Linked DNA regions of Homo sapiens: region 2 is linked to region 1. A link is a contact called in ENCODE Hi-C data. All regions are on one chromosome and are shown on one strand. The core of a region is the stretch at or near the end of the contact, and the rest is flanking DNA. Distances in the headings are between cores, read along the strand shown. Region 1 holds the start of PPP4R1 (protein phosphatase 4 regulatory subunit 1). Region 2 holds the start of AFG3L2 (AFG3 like matrix AAA peptidase subunit 2).

Region 1 (7,617 bases), core at 5,118-7,617:
TTTGTAACAGCAAAAAAACTGCAGATGATCCAAAAATCCATCAACATTTTAAAGGTAGAAAGCTGAGAAAAAGTTAACTTGCTCAGATTATAAAGAGAATAAATGGCAGGGCCAGAATATTAACTCAGGTCTAAAGGCTTACCAAGCCCAGTGTTCTTTCCCCTACACAAAACTATACTGAGGTATCTTCCAGAATGACTGCATGATAGATGCTCAAATACCAACCACATTCATATCAATAAGGCCAGAAAGTAAGTTAAGTTTGCTCCTTAGTCTAGGGAGATAAGAAGCTAAGATGACTTAAAAGTTAGGAGAGTTAAGAAATGAATGTGGAGGAAGCAGCATTGATGATGTCACCAGCTCAAAGATCTGTGCTAAAAGCAGAGCAAGTTCCAGACCCTCTTATAGAAATTAGAGGGAATACCTCCTCAGCCAAAATTCCATAGGTGTGCCATCCAGACTTCTGCCCAAAACACTAAGTTAGGTTTATTCTCAGCTCCAATTTAAAAACAACAACACAACTCTAATTCAAATTTAGGAACTTTCAAATTCTTTTACTCCAAAATATAAAAAAAAGATGTAATACAAACATAGGAGCAAGGTAACAATAGTTTAATAAACATACATTCATTGTTTTGAGGAGACTGAGAGAAAAGGACCAGAAATAATAAACCAGAGATCAAACAAATGTGGCAGCAGACTTCTGAACTTTACCTCCTGAGGTCTATTTATCTTTCACAGGCAGGAACAAACAAAAAGTATGCATTTAGGTGTCTTGGTTTTTTATTTTTTGGAGGGGGGAGGGCAGTGGATCGTGTAGCTACAGGCCCAAGCATATTTACAAAGGGGTTTTTCTCTCTGTCTCTCTCTCTCTCTCTTTCAATTTTATGTGGGAAGTTGTTAGCAGAGGTATCATTAATTGATCCAACACACATGTGGGTACCACTGAAACCATTTTAAAAGCACTCTTTTCTAAGATATCAATGATATTATCTCTAAATAAAGATCTCTCCATCCAGGCTTGTTGGCAGCAGTCAAAACAGGCTACCAGGTCTCACGACTCACCCTCCCAAATCCCTATTTAACAATACTCCTAAATATGATTCACGTTCAAGGGCACCTTCCAAAGGTTTCTGAATGATTCCCTGGCCACTACCAGATACAGCCCCAATATTTTGCTCCTCACCTCCCACCGGAAGCAAGGACTCTAAGCTTATCAGAACTGGTTTTGAAACATGGTAGGAAGGCCTGAAGATTCTGCACAGAGTGCGGTCTAGGCGGTTACCCTCAGTTAGTTCTGGACCCATCCTTCACTCTACTTCAACACCGCCCTTAAACCCGAAAAACAGCATAATGTAAAAGGATTCCAAAACTTAAATATGAAAAAAGTCTGTTGTATGGCATACTCAATAACATAGCTTCAAAAACTTTTCAACGTCATACTTAGTTACAGCTGAGATAAAAGTTAACGACTAAATAAGCTGTCTTATACCCAAGCTCCATCCTCTCTATCATTCTCCAGGTGTAAACTAAACCACATGCAGCATCCCAGATTAATTTTCAAGGGTACTTTAAGAACGAGTTCAAAGAAATTGCCTGTACAAGTTTGGGTTGATCAATATTTTAAACTGGGCCATTTAAGAAAATATTCAAAATATGATATTTAGAATCAGAAGGCCTAGCTTAAAATTCCGTCTAAACTTAGGAGTTTTGTTTCTTTAGTCCCTTTGGGCATTAGTCAACTTACTTATTAGTATTAGAATACCACAGCCTACACATCACAGGACTGCTGTGAAGAATAACCTGTGTATGAAAGGCACTGTAAACTAAGCGTTACATAGCCATTCTTTAAAAATAACATTCTTCAACATATTACTTTGATAAAAGCTTAAGTTCTAATGAAACTCCTTCAATGAAATTATTTTTACAAGCATTGGCTCATCAAATCTTAACCGTATCTTAGTCTCATTTCATTTTAGGAATCTACCAACTTAAATGTGAATCAAAATTGCATCTTTGGAAACTAAAACAGAAATCTGAAATAATTTTTTCTAAACATCTACAATTTTGTATTGTCTCCCATTATTTAAGGAACATAATTAAATATAAAAAGTTAAAAAGGGTTTACCCAACTCTGAAATCTGCTGAGATAACCTATGTTCAAATGGAGTCACTGGTTTGCTTTCAATTTGAAATTCAAAGTATTTCATGATACAGTACTGAAAGTTTCACTTTTAAACTTAAATACATATGGTTTTTATTGCATTATTCTCCTAAACTTTTTTTTTTTGAGACGGAGTCTTGCTCTGTCGCCAGGCTGGAGTGCAGTAGCACAATCTTGGCTCACTGCAACCTCTACCTCCTGGGTTCAAGCAACTCCCCTGCCTCAGCCTCCTGAGCAGCTGCGACTACAGGTGCACGCCACCACGCCCAGTTAATTTTTTTTTGTATTTCAGTAGACATTTCACCATGTTGGCCAGGATGGTCTCGATCTCCTGACCTCGTGATCCGCCCACCTCGGCCTCCCAAAGTGCTGGGATTACAGGCATGAGCCACTGCACCCAGCCTATTCTCCTAAATTTAAGAGTACCTGATAATGATTTCATTTACTTACCTTTATAAGTTACTTGATAAAAGTTTAAGTTCTAATGAAACTCCTTCAATGAAATTATGTGTACACACACACACACACACACACACACACAAATACCATCCATTTTTCCCTCATTAGGATTTTTTTTCCTCCAAAGGTTATCAGTCAAGTCAGTCTTTGACCAACCTTTTCCCCGACTCTGTGCCTCTGTACAGAGACGGGATTAAAACAAATCAAATCGAAAGACCTGAGACTCTTAGCAATGTCTGGCAATGCCCCTCTTTCAAGTCCTAGACTCCAGCTAGGTCCTTTCCTAGATCATCTGCACAACAGAACTTACTGTCTCTTCCCTCATAGTCCAGGTTCTGCATTTAGGAAGGTCAACCAAGATTCTAGAGCTTGACCAGAAAACAATTTCTTCCCATCCCAAGGGCCAACTTACACCTAGCTTGGCTGAAGTAGTAGGACTTGTTTACAACTACTCTGGAGGTTGGGCTCCATACTCTGGAGTTTTACCATAGACAGAGAAACTCAGGCTCACGAGATAACAACCGTGTTATAAGGGCAGCCCAAGCTCCGTTCCTCTACCTTTGGGTCCTCTACCTTCTCCAGCTTCTCCAGGATGTGACAGCTGTCTCAGTCCTTTACCAACCATCTTGCTCTCTAAGGAGGCACCATGGCCCAGTGTTCCCCCTCATTCTTTCTCCCTTCACAAGAGATGGGAAGTGGTCCTTCAACTGGCCATATGTCCAAAAGTCCTTTGTTCCTGAATATTCTGGGTAAAGGTATCACCTGTAAAAACTTTAGTAACTGAGAAAAATAAGCAATTACTCTAACAAAGCCTTCAACCAAATTATGAATATGCAAATAACTATTGTGCCTTCAATGTCTGTTTTATCCTAAATTAAAATGCACAGGAAACAGAATCTTTAAAAAGTTAGTTGCAGCCGGGCGCAGTGGCTCACGCCTGTAATCCCAGCACTTTGGGAGGCCAAGGCAGGTGGATCACCTGAGGTCGGGAGTTCGAGACCAGCCTGATCAACATGGAGAAACCCCGTCTCTACTAAAAGTACAAAATTAGCCAGGCGTGGTGGCACACGCCTGTAATCCCAGTTACTTGGGAGGCTGAGGCAGGAGAATCACTTGAACCCGGGAGGCAGAGGTTGCGGTGAGCCGAGATCGCGCCATTTTGCACTCCAGCCTGGGCAACAAGAGTGAAACTCCATCTCAAAAAAAAAAAAAATTTAGTTGCGAGCATTGGCAGCATCTTTAAGTACCTTCATTCTGTAAGGTTCAACATCAGTGTTTCCTTCTCTGCTCTTCTTTTAAGCTTCCCTTGCTCTTTTCTCATAACAGCAAACATAATCATAATCATCGCTGTTTACCAGGAATTGTTCCAAGTGCTTCAGAGGCACTAACTCATGTACAGCCTTGAACAACTCTATGAAGTAGGTAATATTTCTTATGCCTACTTACAAATGACAAAACTGAGGCATAGGGAGGTTAAGTGAGTTGCCCAAGTCTGCCCAAAAAGACACTGCTAAGACAAACAGAGCAGCCTGGCTCCAGTGGTAACTGTAATACTGTACTGTACACCTAGATTCAAAACTGCTTGTAAACCACTAGAGGGCATGGGTTGTGCCCATCTTTCTCAAAGCTCCATCCCCAGTACCTGGCAGAGTGTTGAAACTCATGGTTGAATTTTTCACAGGTATGCCTTCCCCTCTACACTGTGCTTCTTGGGGGCTAAGGAAGAAACTGAGACTGCATTTCATCCTTCAGGAGTGAGAAGTTTTTGCTCCAGTCATAAATACTTGCTGAATAAATGAATCTTCTATTTACGAAGTCGAACATAAATATAAAAAGCCCTCCTCGAGGTAACATAATCAGGGCCATTTCTCCAATCCTAACCTGGCAAGAGATCTGAAATCAACAGATGCCTTAAATAATATCTCAAACTTACTATTAGGCAGATAAGTGGCTTAAGGTAAACATTAAATAAAATGTTAAAGCTGCCCTTCACTACATGAGTACTGCTCCCTTTAAGAGAGCTGTTTTGAGCCACCTCACTAAAAACACAGACTTAGCAAAAGTTTGGATGTGGTTCATTTACTTTAAAGATAAATTACTCGTTTCAGATAATCCATCTAAATAGTAAATCCCCCTTACTTTACTCAAAACAACCAGGAATCTAAAAATTAAGTTTACTCTGAGTAAGGGAACCACATTAGACAATGCTAAGGATTAACTACAGAGTATTTAAAAGAGTAATTTCAAACTGCAGCCATCTCTGAAATTACTTATACAGGTACTAGACAGTCAATCTCAGCATCCGGTAGGCTTTCCACTAAACAGACCACAATCCTACTATGGTTATCATCTCAACTCAGAACAATTTCTTGGTCCCTTATGTATCCCATGATCTTCGCTTATATATTTTGCACACTCTGCATTTTTAAAATGCATCTCAAAACCTATTGATTTTTTGATGGGTCGCTATTTTGGAAGATTAGCAAGAATAGAAACTATTTTAAGTTAACTGCAATTTGTCACTTCTTTCAATACAAACCTGCTTAACTCTTTTGTCTTTTCTATCGTGACCCAAATTATTTTCTGAGGCTTAGAAAAGTACATATAAGACGAAAAATTCCTTTCTAAATATCAATTCCGTCGCCATCAGGAAATGTCAGAAACTTTGTCTTTTTAAAAATAAAAGCGTCAACTCTTTAAAAACTTCAGTACCTCAAAGGAAAGCTGCACTGTTAACACTGAAGGAGGGCTGGGTGATTTCTGAACATCCGCATTAAAGAAATATGCTCTCCAAACCTAGTAATTCCTGCGGAGGCCACACCTTCTAACCTTCTCGTAATCCACTAATCAAATCGGGAGCATCTGAAAACTGCTACCAGCCAAAGTAAAATGACAGGTATGTCATCCTCAAACAATCCAAAACCGGGTCGGGGAGCCCAGACGGCTAGCCGGGGCCCAGGCTGACCCCCGGGCGCTCCTGGAAGAGCGACTCTAAGGAAACACACCTCCCGCGCGAGCCTCTTCCTTCCTAGAGTGACGGGGGAAGGGGACACCAGGGGCAGAAACACACCCAAACCCCACTTCAAATCCTGCCCCACCGCTTCTCCTTCCAAAACAGCCGCGCCACTGCTGAGCCCGCAGGCGATTCGGGGGCGCCGGGAGAAGAGAGCGAAGGGCGGAAAGCGAACTTGGGCGTTACTCCGGGCGTCTCCCTCCCCCAGCGGAACCTGGGCGCGCCGTTTCCTCACGGACGCGAGATTTTCCCCCCCGATCGCCACCCCAGCCCGCCTGGGGCCGCCCTCGCCCACCGTCCCCTCAGCCAGCCAGGGCCCGGCCCAGGCCTCGCCGCCGCCCGCCCTCCCCGGCCGCTCCCCGCGGACTGCCAGGCCACCGCGAGGCCGGGCCACTCACATCCGTCTGCGTCCTCCTGCAGGTCCTCCTGAAGCAGCGAGAGGTCTGCGCCGAGGGGAGAGAAGAAAGGCCCGGTCAGCGCCCCGGGGCCCGGCGCGACGCCCCCCCCCCGCCCGCCTCCCCCCCGCCCCGGGGGCGCCTTCCCGCGCCGGGACCCCACGCCGGCCCCGGCCCGGCAGCCACTCAGGGCTGCGGCGGAGGGCGGGTGGGCTCGAGGAGCCGCCGCCGCCCGGAGAACAGGGGGCCACGTACCCGCCATCTTGTGGTCGCCCCCTCCTCCGCGGCCGCCCGGGGAGCCGGGGCTACATGGAGCGGCGCGAGCCGGGGAGCCGGTGGACGCGCGCGGGAGGGGCGGCGGGGAGGAGGAGGGCCGGGCTGGCGGGGGCGCGCGCGCGGGGCGGGCCGAGGGCCCGGGCCTGCCGCGGGCGGCGCGGCTCCCGGCCGCCCGGGCCCCCGGCCGCGCCCCGCCCCGCCCCGCCTGCCCCTCCGCGCGGCTCCCGGGCGACCGGCGCTCCCGCCTCCCGCCTTTCCCGCTGCTTGCCGGGTCCCGGCCCGGCGACGCGCGCTCACACCCTCCTCCCGAGCCGCCCTCACGCCGAGCGCTGCGGACGGGGGCGCGCAACCTGCCGCCGGCCGGGACCCTGCGGCGAGTGCCGGAACCCGGCCGGGCGGGGCCTCCCGCGGCCCGGCCGCTTTATTGGGTCACCGGCCTCGCCCACCGCCCTGCCAGCCGCAGCCATCTCGGCGGGCGCGCCGCTCGCAGCCAGCGCCCCATCCCCAGGCCTGCACGTACGTCGTCGGCGATCCGGGGCCGGGGGCGGCTCCGAGGTCGTCGGGGCCGGGGTCCCACCTCCTCTTGGAGGAAGCGCCGCCTCCCCACCCGCCCGGGGCCCTCGCCAAGTGGCTGCTAACAAAGCCCAGGGCCCGGCTGCGGGATGGTTGACTGACAAAGTCATGCCTGCCTAGCCAGCTTCCTCGTGCAGCACGGTGAAGGCTGGGGCGCCGGGTTTTTACTCCCACGTCCTGCCAACTCGAGCTGACAAGGCGGGCAATCCACCAGCGGGAGCGTTGGCAGGCCCGGGGTCAGATCCTGATTCAGCCAGTTAATTGGTAGGAGTGGGGCCCATTTGTAGAATGAAGGTGATAACTGCCTCGTGGGGTTATTGGCATTAAATGAAGAATGTAGGGAACCTAGCATGGTTCTTGATGTCTAGGAGGTGCTCGGTGAAGGGTGCCTATGATTCGCTTTGTCTTCTAAATACTTTTGGCAGCACTTGAGGTGTTAAAGTCTGTATCCCAGACTTTATTAGTCTTGTTGTTTTACGTGACTTAAGCGATTAGCTCAAACGCCCAAGTACAAAATGGGGCTAAACCCAGGTTTTCCGACACGATTCTACCTCCATGGCTCTATCTCCAGCTCCACCCAAGGCCTCCAAAATGGTGTTCTCCTAAAGTGACCAACAAAACACCAAGCTGTGTCATGGTGCCACTTTGGCGATGTGGTCTCTTAGGAGAGGGAATTCTAAGTAGTTAATTAGCTTGTTCCTTTCTACGTTGTAGTCTTGACCAAGGACAATGTGTTG
Region 2 (7,617 bases), core at 1,484-3,983, 2.8 Mb after region 1:
ACAGTAATGCCCAGGTGTCACTAGGCAAATCTTCAGAGAGTACCAAAGAGTATGTATCAGGACCGCGAACCCCCACACCCTCCGCAAATCAATCAGCTACAGCTGTCAGCACAGAGGACTTCCTTATACATCAGCATCTGAGTGATACAGGGACAATAGTGTCACTCAAAAGGAAAGCCTTTGGGTAACACTTCTGACATAAAACTGCAAACTCACAATGCAGATCCCCACCTGGAACTGTATGTCTGAATCCAATATTCATGAGCAGCAAAAGAAAAGCAGTCAGGCCGGGCAAGGTGGCTCACGTCTGTAATACTAGCACTTTGGGAGGCCAAATGGATTGCTTGAGGCCAGGAGTTTGAGACCAGCCTGGCCAACAAGGTGAAACACCATCTCTACTAAAAATACAAAATTTAGCCAGGCGTAGTGGCGGGCGCCTGTAATCCCAGCTACTCGGGAGGCTGAGGCAGGAGAATTGCTTGAACCCTGGAGGCGAAGGTTGCAGTGACCCAAAATCACACCACTGCACTCCAGTCTGGGCGACAGAGCGAGACCCTGTCTCAAAAAAAAAAAAAAAAGAAAAGAAAAGAAAAGGGATCAGAGCTTGGTAAAACAGGGAAATGGATACAGGAAACCGAAAAAGGACCTACCACACGGCAGCGTGGCGTGACCATGGCGAAGAAATTGATTTAAGACTGGCAAGGGAGCCTCAAGGAGTAAAAATCATGAATGCAGGCACTATTATTCCCCCTCCCCACCCCCGCTCTTTTTTTTTTTAGGAGACAGAGTCCGTCACCCACGCTGGAGTACAGCAATGCAATCAAAACTCACTGGAGCCTCAACCTCCCGCGCCAAGCAACCCGCCTTGGCCCCCCGAGTTGCTGGGACTATAGTCATAAGTCACTGAGCCCAGGTAAGAAAAAAAAAAAAAAAACAATTTGTAGAGGCCAGGAGCTGTGGCTCAGGTCTGTAATTCCAACACTTTGAGAGGAGGAGGCGGGAGGATCGCCTGGGTCCTGGAGTTCCAGGCCAGCCTGGGCAACTGGGCAAGATGGTGAACCCTATCTTTTGGGACGGAGTCTCGCTCTGTCGCCCAGGCTAGAGTGCAGTGGCCCGCTCTTGGCTCACTGCCAGCTCCACCGCCCAGGTTCACGCCATTCCCCTGCCTCAGTCTCCCGAGCAGCTGGGACTACAGGCGCCCGCCACCACGCCCGGCTAATTTTTTGTATTTTTAGTAGAGATGGGGTTTCACCGTGTTAGCCAGGATGATCTCGATTTTCTGACCTCGTGATCCACCCGCCTGCTGGGATTACAGCCGTGAGCTACCGCGCCTGGCCTCTCCAGAAACTTTTTAAAAATCAACCACGGTGCTGTAGTCCCAGATACTCCGGAGGCTGAGGCGGGAGGATCGCTTGAGTTTGGGGCTGCAGTGAGCTGTGTTTGCGCCGCTGCACTCCGGCCTGGGCGAAGAAGCAAAACCCCGTCTCTTAAAAAATAAAAATAAAAATAAAAATCGTAGATCGGAGGGTCTGCTACCCTACCCAAGCTGGTTTCCAACTCCTGGAGTCAAGCGATTCTCCCGCCTCGGCCTCCCTAAGTGCTGGGATCGCAGGCGTGAGCCCCGGCACTAGCCTATCTCCCCTTACAGTGAAGACGTTGAGCTGACTACAAGGGCGCTGGGATAGCAGGAGGCCAAGCCAGGTTCCCGTGGCCGACCCGGGGACCTCAACCACCACCCGTACACCAGTGCAAGGCTGAGGAACCGTGTCACTTAAACAGTGAGAGCGACTATTCGACACGTGAACCTTTCATTGAGACTGATCACGGCCATGGTTCTGTCAACACTCTATCATTATGTCAGAAACACGTATCAGGTCCCGTGTGTGTATCTAGAGGGATGGCTACCAACAGAGAAAGAGCCTCCTGCTGAGAGCAGGCCCTGATATGCAACGAACACAGAGTCCCTGCTATGAAAAGGTGACATTCTTAATAATAATAGCTAATACTGCCAGTCCTGGAATGCCCGCAATGGCCCCATTCAACAGACGGGAACACGGAGACTCGGAGAGGTTAGGCAGCCCGACTCCAAAACCCGTCCTTGCGACTACATCGTGCTCGTGCTGCTGACTCAAAATTACAGACGCCTTCGTTCCGTGCTCCGGGGACACGAAAGCGGGGACAAGGACGGCCACCAAGCCAACATGACCTTCGAGGCTTCAACCGCCCCGGTGAAGCGCGAAAACCCGGCTCTACTGAAGCTGCGCGTTTTCAAAACTTGAATCCCACAGGCAGGGCTGAGCGCGAATCGGCGCTCCCGGGGCCGGCTGAGAGACAGCGCAGGGCGCCCAGGCCCTCGGCAGGGACGGCCCGCGTGCGGCCGGAGGGCGGGGGCCAGTGACCTTGACGTCCGCTCTCCCGAGCCGGAAGTGGGCCCGAGGCAGGGTGGAGGGCGCCGGGCGCCCAGGTAGGACTCACCGTCCGGAGGCAGGGCTGCTCGCCCGGGCCCACGCCGCCAGGCACGAGGAGCTGCTGTAGGCCGCGGGGCCAGCAGCCGCCCCGGCCCCACAGCCGCAAACAGCGGTGCGCCATGGCCGCCGCCGTGGCCCTCTCGGCCCGGGACGCTGCGCAGGCGCGGGCAGGCGACGACTGGCGGCCTCGGGAAGCGGGCTCGGCTCGGGGAAAGGCCGCCAGGCAGCGAAGCGCGCCGGCGGCTCACGGAGGAGCCCAAGCTCTCAACGCGGCGTCTCCTGCCGCCAGCCCCGCCCCGGCGCGCTGACGTCGGCGTCTCCTCTCCGAGGCCCGCCGCGACCTCCGCCAGTGCAGAAGACAGGACCAAATGGGAGGAGCATGGGGGCGGGACCGGAGGCGGGGGCCGACGGAGCAGCGTTGGGGGCGCGGCAGGAGGCGGGGCCGAGAAGGACCCTGGAGGGCAAGGGGGAGCTAGAGGCGGGGACCGGGCCGAGGGAGGACTCGGGAGGGCGAGCGAGAGCTGGGGGCGGGGCTGATGGCGCACGTGGGGGGCGTGGCTGGAGGTGGGGCCGAGGAAGGACTAGGAGAGCGAGCAGGAGCTGGAGGCGGGGCCGACGGAGGGGTGTGGGGGGCGTGGCTGGAGGCGGGGACTAAGGGGAGACGCGTGACTGGGATCCTGGGCTTCCGAGCCTGGGCAGCCGGGTGGGCCAGCCAGTAGGAGCGAGGGGGAAGTAGCGAAGGCCCCAGCGGCGGCAGATGGAAGGACCCTCCGAGCGCCAGCTGAGTCATGGGGTGGTGCTAGGCTCTGGAGACACCGAAGCACACATTCCTGACCCCTGGGAGGGCGATGCGAAGATTCACAAGCAGCAGGGAATGTTGGGGCTGTGCCGTGCAGCCTGCGCTCTAGGAACCCTGTCGGGGAACTGGTTCTCGGAGAGCAAGTCGAGTCTTCCAGGTAGTGGAAACTACACATTGTTTCCTGTACCGTGACAGCGGAGGAAAAAGGAGAGGTCTTTGAACTGAGGTGGGGGACTTGGGGGTTTTTCTGAGACGGGCTCTCGCTCTGTCGCCCAGGCTGGCGACGCTGGACCTCAGGCAAAGGACAGTAATCCTTGAGAGACAGGAGACAAAACCAGGTGAGTCCTGTGATTACCCCAGTGGCAGTAAAACAATAACAAAAAGATATACCAGATACACCATCATACCATGCTCACACAAAAGAAAACTGAGTAGACAAATAGATTTTAGGGCAAGGAAATTCCAAAGAAAATTAATTGCAGGGAAAAGAATATCACTAAGGATGAAGAGGATCGGGTTTCTTTTCCAGAGACAGGGTCTCAGTCTGTCACTTAGGCTGGAATGCCATGGTGCAATCGTAGCTCACTGCAGCCTCTAACTCCTGGGCTCAAGGGATCCTCCTGCCTCAGCCTCCCAAGTAGCTGGGACCACACACGCTCGACCACACTCGACTTTTTTTATTTTGTGTAGAGTTGAAGTCTCACTTTGTTGCCCAGGCTAGTCTCAAACTCCTGGCTTTAAGCAATCCTCCTGACTCAGCCTCCCAAAGTGCTGGGATTACAGATGTGAGCCACCCACATCTGGCCAAGAGAATTATTATTATTATTATTATTATTATTATTATTATTATAAAGGGGTCAGTTCATCAGTAGGACATAACAACCCTAAACATCTTTGTTCCCATTAACAGAAGCTTAAAATACATGGAGCAAAGACTGACAGAACCACAACTTCCAATTATATTTGGAGATTTCAAATCCTTCTTTTGATAATTGACAGAACAATTAGACAGGAAAATAGTAAGTATATAGAAGACTTAAACACAACCAACTAAATCAAATAGACATTTATAGAAAACTACTCATAACAACAGAATACACATTATTTTCAAGTTTTCACAGAGCACTTATCAAAATAAACCATATTGTAGGCCATAAAAATATTAAGAGGAGTCAAGTCATATAAAACATATTTTCTATCCACAATGAAATTAAATTAGAAATCAGTATCAGAAATAGGCTGAGGTGAGAGGATCACTTGAGCCCAAGAGTTCCAGACAAGCCTGGGCAAAACAAAGACCTCGGCTTCAAAAAAGAAAAAACTAGACAGAAAATGAAGTAAAACCAAAGAACAGAAAGAAGATAAAAGTAAAAATCAATAAAATTAAAAACTAAAAGACATAGAGAAATGAATGAAATCAAAGTGTGTTCTTTGAGAAGATCAATAGTCAGAGCAATCAGGAAAAAAGAAAATGACACAAATTGGCCCAGCACGGTGGCTCATGCCTGTAATCCCAACACTTTGGGAGGCCAAGGCAGGCAGATCACCTGAGGTCAGGAGTTTGAGACCAGCAAGCAGGCCAAAAAAAGAAAGAAAAAGAAACAAGGAAGGAAAGAGAGTGAGAGAAAGAAAGGAGAGAGAGAGAGAGAAAGAAAGAGAAAGAAAGTAAGAGAGAGAGAGGCCGGGCAAGGTGGCTCACGCCTGTAATCCCAGCACTTTGGGAGGCTGAGGTGGGCGGATCACGAGTTCAGGAGTTCAATACCAGCCTGGCCAATATGGTGAAACCCCGTCTCTACTAAAAATACAAAAATTAGCTGGGTGTGGTGGCGTGCGCCTGTAGTCCCAGGTACTCAGGAGGCTGAGGCAGAAGCAGAAGAATCGCTTGAACCCAGGAGGCGGAGGTTGCAGTGAGCCAAGATTGTGTCACTGCACTCCAGCCTGGGTGACAGAGCGAGATTCCATCTCAAAAAAAAAAAAAAAAAGGAACAAAGAAACCCCATCTCTACTAAAAAAAAAAAAAATACAAAAATTAGCCGGGCATGGTGGCAAGCACCTGTAGTCCCAGCTATTCGGGAGGCTGAGATAGGAGAATAACTTGAACCTGGGAGTCAGAGATTGCAGTGAGCCAAGATCGCGCCACTGCACTCTAGCCTGGAATGCGAGACTCCATCTCAAAAAAAAAAAAAAAAGACACAAATTACCAATACCAAGAATGAGAAAGTTGACATGACTTCACATTCTACATATATTAAAATGAAAATAGAATATACGCCAATGAATTTGAACAATGAACTATACAAATTCCTTGTGAAATACAAGTTACCAAAGCTCACTTTTAAGACAACACAAAAAGTCCTACATCTATTAAATAAATTGAATTTGTAGTTAAAAACGTTTCCATGGGTTGGGCGTGGTGGCTCACGCCTGTAATCCCAGTGCTTTGGGAGGCCAAGGCAGGCTGATCACCAGAGGTCAGGAGTTCAAGACCAGCCTGACCAACATGGAGAAAACCCGTCTCTACTAAAAATACAAAATTAGCCAGCCGTGGTGGCACACGTCTGTAATCCCAGCTACTTGGGAGGCTGAGGCAGGAGAATCGTTTGAACCCAGGAGGCAGAGGTTGCGGTGAGTGGAGTTAGCACCATTGCACTCAGCCTGGGCAACAAGAGCAAAACTCCATCTCAAAAAAACAAAAACAAAACAAAACCTTTCCATGAAGGAGACCCCAGGCCTGGATGGCTTAACTAAGAAATTCTACCAAACATTTAAGGAAGAAATAATACCAATTCTAAAGAAGTTCTTCCAGAAAATTAACATGGGGAAGTACTTCTCAATTCTTTCTATGAGGCCATTACCCTAATATTAAAACCAGACAAAGACATTACTGAAAAACAAACTACAAAACAAAACACTATAAGCCTATATCTTCCATGAATATAGTTGCAACAATTCTCAACAAAATATTAGCAAATCAAATCAAACAATGTATAAAAAGAGCTATATACCACAACCAGTGGGATTTATCCCAGATATGAAAGGCTTGTTCCACATCAGAAAATCAATGAATGTAATCCATCAAATCAATAGGCTAAAGAAGAAAAATCGCATGATCAATAGATGCAACAAAAAAAAGCATTTAACAAACTCCAACACCCATGCATGATTAAAACTCTCTGTAAACTAACGAATAGAGGGGAACTTACTCAACTGGATAAATAATTTTTACCAAAAAACCCACAGGTAAGATGGTACTTAGGGATAAGAAAGTAGAAGCACGCCTGTAATCCCAGCACTTCAGGGGGCCAAGCTGGCAGATCACCTGAGGTCGGGAGTTCAAGACCAGCCTGACCAACATGGAGAAACCCCATCTCTACTAAAAATACAAAATTAGCCGGGCATGGTGGCGCATGCCTATAATCCCAGCTACTTGGGAGGCTGAGGCAGCAGAATCACTTGAACCCGGGAGCCGGAGGTTGCAGTGAGCCGAGATTGCACCATTGCACTCCAGCCTAAGCAATAAGAGTGAAACTCCATCTCTAAAAAAAAAAAAAAAAAAAAAAAAAAAAAAAAATTATATATACATATATATATATGTATATATACACACACACACATTCATATATGTACTTTTTTTTAGAGACAGGGTCTCCCTCTGTTACCCAGGCTATAGTACAGCAGCACAATCACAGCTCACTGCAGCCTTAAACTCCTGGGCTCAAGCAGTCCTCCTCCCTGAGCCTCCCAAGTAGCTAAGACTATAGGTCCTTGCCACCACACTCATCTAATTTTTAAATTTTTTGTAGAGTCAGGGTCTCACTATGTTGCCTAGGCTGGTCTCAAACTCCTGGTCTCAAGCAGCCTACTGCTTCAGCCTTCCAAAGGACTGGAATTACAGGTATGAACCACAGCACCCAGCCTATATATAAAGATATATTGTATACAATATAGAGAGATGTAAATATATTTATATATTTCTTTTTATGTATTTATTGAAAATATAGGTTTATATATAATTTTATATGTAAATAAATATAAATATAGTTTACATATATTATGTTTATATGGATATATAAAATAATTTTATATAAGCATATACATTTTTATATATTTTACATATATAGTCTATAAATATAAACATAAATTGTACATATATGTTTATAAGTATAAACATATTTTTGTACATATTCTGTATATTTATATATTTAACATATATTCATGTTTATAAATATATATCATATATATGCATCACATTACTTCTGTTCTCCAGAAAACCATGACTAATACAAAGACATACAAAAAACAAGTAGCAAATGTTAGAAGTCCTTCCTTCTTATCTTCAATTACTTTAGG

What was found. Hi-C counts contacts between places; a loop is a spot of excess contacts on that map. Pooled maps may share reads with other maps.
Region 2: a loop to region 1 is called in a map of B cell, with 11 times the contacts of the local background. The contact joins the promoter of AFG3L2 here to the promoter of PPP4R1 in region 1. A Hi-C loop is called at or near these places in 3 of 168 maps with a recorded cell type or tissue (B cell, CD4-positive, alpha-beta memory T cell and CD8-positive, alpha-beta T cell) and 7 of 50 pooled maps.

Annotation. Positions count from the first base shown.
Region 1 is chr18:9,608,192-9,615,808 of GRCh38, forward strand. It overlaps PPP4R1 (protein phosphatase 4 regulatory subunit 1), which reads right to left and starts at 6,368. Exons shown (of 20, transcript NM_001042388.3): 1 at 6,287-6,368; 2 at 6,035-6,079. The coding sequence starts at 6,293. It overlaps PPP4R1-AS1 (PPP4R1 antisense RNA 1), which reads left to right and starts at 6,616. Exons shown (of 3, transcript NR_110773.1): 1 at 6,616-6,823. RefSeq lists an enhancer at 5,485-5,564 and silencers at 5,835-6,084, 6,185-6,454, 6,555-7,064.
Region 2 is chr18:12,374,494-12,382,110 of GRCh38, forward strand. It overlaps AFG3L2 (AFG3 like matrix AAA peptidase subunit 2), which reads right to left and starts at 2,734. Exons shown (of 17, transcript NM_006796.3): 1 at 2,476-2,734. The coding sequence starts at 2,589. RefSeq lists a silencer at 2,299-3,198 and enhancers at 2,971-3,502, 3,503-4,032.